2 separate regions of the Homo sapiens genome follow, and region 1 is linked to region 2. A link is an interaction called in ENCODE POLR2A ChIA-PET data of the cell type or tissue named here. Cell type or tissue: MCF 10A. All regions are shown on one strand. Links, peaks and the distances in the headings refer to the core of each region. The heading gives the core; the rest is flanking DNA.

Region 1 (2,909 bases), core at 133-2,632, 55 kb before region 2:
AAAGGCTCAAACCAGGTCTGTTGGGCTCCAAGCATGCACCCCTAATCACTACTCTAAATTGCTTTTACAGAAAAATAAGTCAATGCAGAGCTTCCAACACCATCAGCTCACTGTGGTTCTGCCTTCATGGGCCAGTAACTCAGCCAAAGCCTGGAGATTCTGGAAACTGCCTCCATTGCCTTTGCTGTCCCTGCCCCTCTGCTGGAAGTCGCCCACAGGTGCCAGCTGGGGCCAGCCTCCCCCAAGACTGCCTCCCCCATCAGGAGTGGAGTCCTGCCAGGTTAGCAGAGCGGCTTCCAATTAGACATCATCTCCTGCCCAGGCAGGAGGCAGAAAGCAGGCGGAGCTCAGTGGGGTGCAGGCAGTTAGAGGGTAATTAGATGTGGATGCGGAACAGCTCCCTTAATGAGAAGGCTGCTGTGGGTGAGGGACACGCAAGAGAAGCATCACTTCAGGCACCTGCCGCCACCAGCATCTGGCCCTGGGCAGGCTGGGGAAGGAAAAAAGAATTCACGTTATTTGTGGCCCAGGCTCTGTGCTGGCTACAGGGCTCCTTTACCCTCATAACACCCTCCCAAGGGCAGGAATAGCATCCTATCCTGCAGAGGAGAACACTGAGACTCAGGGAAGGAAAACACTGCTCAACCCCTCCAGGGCACACAGCTAGAATGTGGCAGACAAAGAGGTTAAGAGGTCTCAATCCCAGGTCTGAGCCCTTTCTCCTCTAGCACACCACTGCCCCCATGTTCTTCATCTGCTCTCATCCTCTGACACTAGAGCATCTGATGGGCACTCATAGTTGACACCAAGGATGATATTCAAATTATTCCTCACCTGGTATGGCAGGGCTATGACCAGCTAGAACACACCCAGGCCTTCTGGAGGCCTGAAGCAGGGTCCTGAAGGGCCCTGGTTGTGGCAAGCATTAATCCCTTGGTTGCTGGATTGTGAGAAGGATCTCAGGAGAGGGCTGGGGTGGTTGGAACAGCTGTGGTGGTAAAAATACTCAGGGGCTTGGGGGAGCAGCTTTTAACCAACTGGTATAAAAGAATCTCAGTTTTTAATAACCAGCATTGCTCTAATAACCAACACATGTCGAAAGAACCTTCATCTCCTATTGGGTCTACCCTTAAAGGTAACGTTTGCTTCTATGCCAGAGGGCTGGAACCAAGGAGGCTGCTAGTGGCATCCTGTTGAACACACCCCGCCCTTCACCCAGAGCTGGCACCCAATGCCCAAGATGAGTGACTCATGCTGTCTCCCCAGAGCAAGCAAGAGAGGGAACAGAGACTTCCCAGGCAGGAGCAGCCAGCCTCAGGGAAGCCCCCATCTGGCTGAGGCAATCTAGTCCATCTGGAAAAGGGGAGAATGTGCCAAACACTACAGCAGCTGTGCCCAAATCAAGTTCTGCAGATCCAAAAAGTTGTCCTCAGCAAAGAGGGTTCCTTGAGTAAATCTGTTTGGGAAATACCGCATGCCCCACACTCCCTCAGGACAGTCACAGCACAGATTGGCATATTCAAGGTTCTGAGAAATTCCAGGGTAAAAAGGCCTTCCGATTTTATGTAACCTCACATTTTCCAGGCACATTTAATTACAGAGCCTGCTCTTTGTTTAGCCCTAATGGGACTCAGAGGGCATGAGTTTACCTTGGGATGCAGCTTGGGAAACACCATTATAGACAGATCCCTTCTTTCATCCCAGCAGCCCAGACTTTGCCTCTCAGCCAAAGCTAATACCAAGGGTGGGTCTGTGTCCTGCTGGCAAAGGGTGAACAGATCCAGGGGAAAGGGAGGCAAGGTGTGGGGGAGTGAGTGCTGATCTGCACTCCAAGGCCCCCAAAAATGCTCCTTTACTCCCCCTGCATAGTATCCTTCCAGAAAATAATCAAAGCCAATCAATCCACAGGCTGGGAGCTCAAGAGATGCTCAGCCCTCCCTTGAGCTGGAAGAGAGGTTTAAGGCTGCAGCCCAGCCCCTGAGCACCAGGAAACAGTCCTGTTGTGGACTCCATGTCTGTGTCTTCCCAAACATCCTATGTGAAGCTCTAACCCCCAATGTGATGATATTTGGAGACGGGGCCTTTGGGAAGTACTTAAGTTTGATGAGTTAATAAGGGTGGGGCCCCCACGATGGAATTGGTGTCCTTGTAAGACCAGAGGAAGAGATGCTGGAACTAACTAACTCTCTCTCTCTCTCTCTCTCTCCCCCTCCCATGTGAGGTCATAGTGAGAAGATGGCTGTCTACAATCAGGAAGAGAGCTCTTACCAGGAACCAAATCTGCCAGAACCTTGATCATGGACTTCCAGACTTTAGAAATATGAGAATTCCTGTTGTTTAAGCCACCTAGTCTATGGTATTTTATTATGACAGCCAGAACTGACTAAGATGAGTCCCTTGGTCCCAAGAACTCTGGACTAGAATAGACATGTTCAAGTATGGGTTTTACTTCTGACCTGCTGTGTGACCTCAGCAAGTCACTTAACCTCTCTGAACCTCAGTTTCCATCGGTGTAATTGGATGATAACACTTAGATCACTGGGTTGTGGAAAGACTCAATAATGATGACAGCCACACTTATAGAGCACTAACTGTGTGCCCTGCGTGTCTGCTTGGTGTATAACCTCTGTCCTAGATTCTAGCTTTGTGCGGAGTGGACATCCCATGATGGATGCAGGGAAATAATGGGTGTATCTTAGCCTGGGTCTCCAGAAAGCAGAGCCAACAACAGAGGCTTAGCTGTGAGAGCGTGTTGCAGGGACTAGGAGCGTGTGCCAGGAGTCGCAGGCTGGCGATGGTGATGAGCTCTGAACAGAGTCAGTCCATCCCATGGGACTGCCAGAAGGACTCATCCAAAGAAGAAAGAGGGAGCGTTTATCACAGGTTCCATCTCCCCCAGGCTAAGAACG
Region 2 (2,909 bases), core at 301-2,800:
GAGATCTAAGCAGGAGGGTTGTGGGGGTGCAGGCAGGGTCCTGGGATGTAAGCTCAGGTGCCTTGAATCAAGCCCAATGGGTTTTCATTATTCTGGCCAGGCTCTCCGAAGATAAAAGACATCCTCAGATGTTCCTAAAGCCTCCCATTCAGCTTATTCTCTCACCTGCTTGCTAAGCAACTCTGCACCACCTCCCAAGCAGCCTCTTCACTGGCTTTGATTTTTAGTGTCTTTCTGATTATTTCCTGAGGAGATTGTGCTAGAAGCCTGTGGAATCACAGAGGCACTGGGTAGCGTGAACAGAAATGCCTTTTTCTACTCTGAAATGTGAGGACTGACTCCTTCAGGAGGGAGAAGGGAACGTTGTCATTTCCAAGTACATTCTCTGCCAGGCCTGTTTCAGGAACTCCTGCCTGCTCATCTCACATGATCTTCATGCCAATCCTGGCAGGGAGGCAGCTGCGTGGCCATGCACCAGTCTCCTTGCTCCTCTGAGCCTCCTTTTTCTCATCTGGCAAACGGGGATAATGAGGCTACCAACCTGGAAATGTGGCTGAGAGGTAAATGGGATGAAGATGAGGCCAGGGAATTTGGTTTTAAGGTTCAAATCAAGGATATTTCCTGCAGCTAAATAGAAAGCACCTTTACCTTCATCCTGTATGCAGCCCCCCATACCTCCAACTTCAGCATCCTGGTGACTTAATGCATCAATAGCTCACAAGTTTGAAGATTCCCCTGCTCTCCTGAGTCCTCTCCCTTACTGGCCATGTGACCTTAAACAAGTCCTTCACCTGGCTGAGCCTCAATTTCCTTGTATGTAAACTGAAGGCACTGGACTAGGTTCCCTTCCAGTCTGAAATTCACAGGCTTCTCTATCAAGTAAAGTCTGAGGAATAGTAGCTACCAAACGTGAGCATTTGTTACATGCCGGCAGAATTGCCAGCACATTTACCTACATTGTCTAATTTTGTCCTCACCACAATCCTGTGGGAAAGCTTTCATCCCTCCCATTTAACAGGTGAGGAAATTGAAGCTCAGGGGTGGAACAAATCACTCAAGATCACACAGGGGTAATGGGATTCAAACTCAAGTGTCGCTCAGATGCTCAGACCATTGAACTCTACTGCACACATAGAATCAGAATTTATTTTCACTACCATTTTTTCTGGCCAGGCTTTTCCTGTTTAGCTTGTCCTTGAGGACGGAGCTATTGGGACACATCCAGGGCTTAGGACCACCTGTAGGTGAGACAAGCAGGCTACGGAAAGCATGGAGCCGCCTTGTTGGCAACTGGGGCCACAGGCTGTGTTCCACTCTCTTCAGTCCACATCTCTGGGTGATACACTCATGTTTGGAGGTGCCTGCAGTGGCAGGAGGAAGTGGGGAGTGGGGAATATGACAGTTCTCCAAGGAATTTGGAAGGCAGGGGAAAGAGCTGCACAGGCACCGTCACGTCATTGGCAAAGGTGCCAAAGAAATGTCAGAACAAAATGTGCTGGCTGGGATTGGAGATGAAAAATCCATTCGTGGCTGCCCTGAAGCAAATCCCTTCACTCCCCAACTACCATCTCAGAAGGAGGAATTAGTCACGTGACAGAGCTCTTCAGCACCATGGACAGTGCCCTAGCGGCACCTTCAGGGAACCCACCCAGGCCTCAGAGTATCAGGCCCAGTGACTAGCACCACAGCTGATGGAGGGGATGGCCTCGTTCCCCTCATCCCCAGGGACTTATCATCTGGGGCCAGGAAGAAGACTGACATGCAAGGAAAACTCACACAGTGCTGGGTGTTCCTGTGTGCTAAGGAAGGACCCTCTGGCCAATGTTGGCCTTGACATCCATTCCTGCATTTGGCCATCATTGAGCAGGGGATGTGTACCTGACTCTGCACCAGACACCAGGGAAGGAAGAGCACAGATGAATGGAGACTGTGCTTGCTCTTGAAAAGCTTGGACTTAGTCGGGGAGACTGGAAACCAATCATTACGAGATAGAGGTTGGCATGAGATGAGGTCAGTGAGGTTGCTACTAATGCTAGTTCCACTTTACAGGTGGGAAACCAGGCCAGGTGACTTGCCCAGGCTCGCACAGCTATGAGGAGGCAGAGCTGGGATTTGCATCCATGTGGTCAGGTCCCAGGATCCATGATTTTAACCACTACCATGACTATGGGGTGGTGGTGGGGAACAATTCAATTAAGTCTAGAAAGGGGCAATGGAGAATTCCTGGAAGGAGTGACACCTGGGTTGTATTTTCCCAGGTGAGGAAGTTGGGGGAGGTCAGAAAGAATAGCACTGTGAAGCCTGAGAAAGGTAGTGCTCCATAGTGGGTATGGGAAAGGGCCACACAGAGGATGTGGGAACAGGAAGGCGGGCGAAGGTGAGGCTAGAAGACCCCCAAGGGTGGGCTCCTGAGGAGTGTTGTACTAAGCAAGGGAGTTTGAGCTGGATTCTGCAGCTCTAAAGAGTCAATGGAGTGTTTCAAGCAACAAAAGAAGGTAATCAGATTCTGGAAAATGGCTGATAGTGTATTGAAGTGGACTGGAGAGGGATCATTGGCAGGAGGGATGTCTAGCCAGAGGGCTACTGCAGGAAGCCAGCTGAGGGAGGGAGGGAAGGCTAGACTGGGGCAGGGGCAGTGGAGCAGCAGGAATGGCACGCGATGCCTGATGGCCTTGAGATTAAGATCACAGGCTCTGGGCCGGGTGTGGTGGCTCACGCCTGTAATCCTAGCACTTTGGGAGGCTGAGGTGGGCAGATTGCCTGAGCTCAGGAATTCGAGAGCAGCCTGGACAACACAGTGAAACGCTGTCTCTACTAAAGATACAAAAAAATTAGGTGTGGTGATGTGTGCCTGTAGTTCCGGCTACTCCAGAGGCTGAGGCAGGAGAATTGCTTGAACTCGGGAGGCG

What was found. ChIA-PET counts read pairs that join two places held together with the same protein. Peaks named below come from ENCODE experiments on the same cell type or tissue, not always from the same donor. Only the 100,000 strongest peaks of a DNase experiment are listed, where the experiment ranks them.
Region 1: POLR2A ChIA-PET joins it to region 2 with 12 read pairs; 3 of 35 experiments call an interaction of 5 or more read pairs at or near these places.

The regions. Positions count from the first base shown.
Region 1 is chr11:45,041,467-45,044,375 of GRCh38, forward strand. LOC105376650 (a long non-coding RNA gene) reads left to right here. Exons shown (of 3, transcript XR_931237.3): 2 at 71-280; 3 at 2,229-2,587. Among named protein-coding and RNA genes, the nearest start is that of LINC02685, 69 kb to the left of the region's middle. RefSeq lists an enhancer at 1-367. In MCF 10A, for the core only: no CTCF peak of the experiment used is centred there; a DNase peak (open chromatin) is centred at 1,255.
Region 2 is chr11:45,096,475-45,099,383 of GRCh38, forward strand. It overlaps a transcript of PRDM11 not described here. Among named protein-coding and RNA genes, the nearest start is that of PRDM11, 49 kb to the right of the region's middle. In MCF 10A, for the core only: no CTCF peak of the experiment used is centred there; a DNase peak (open chromatin) is centred at 1,577.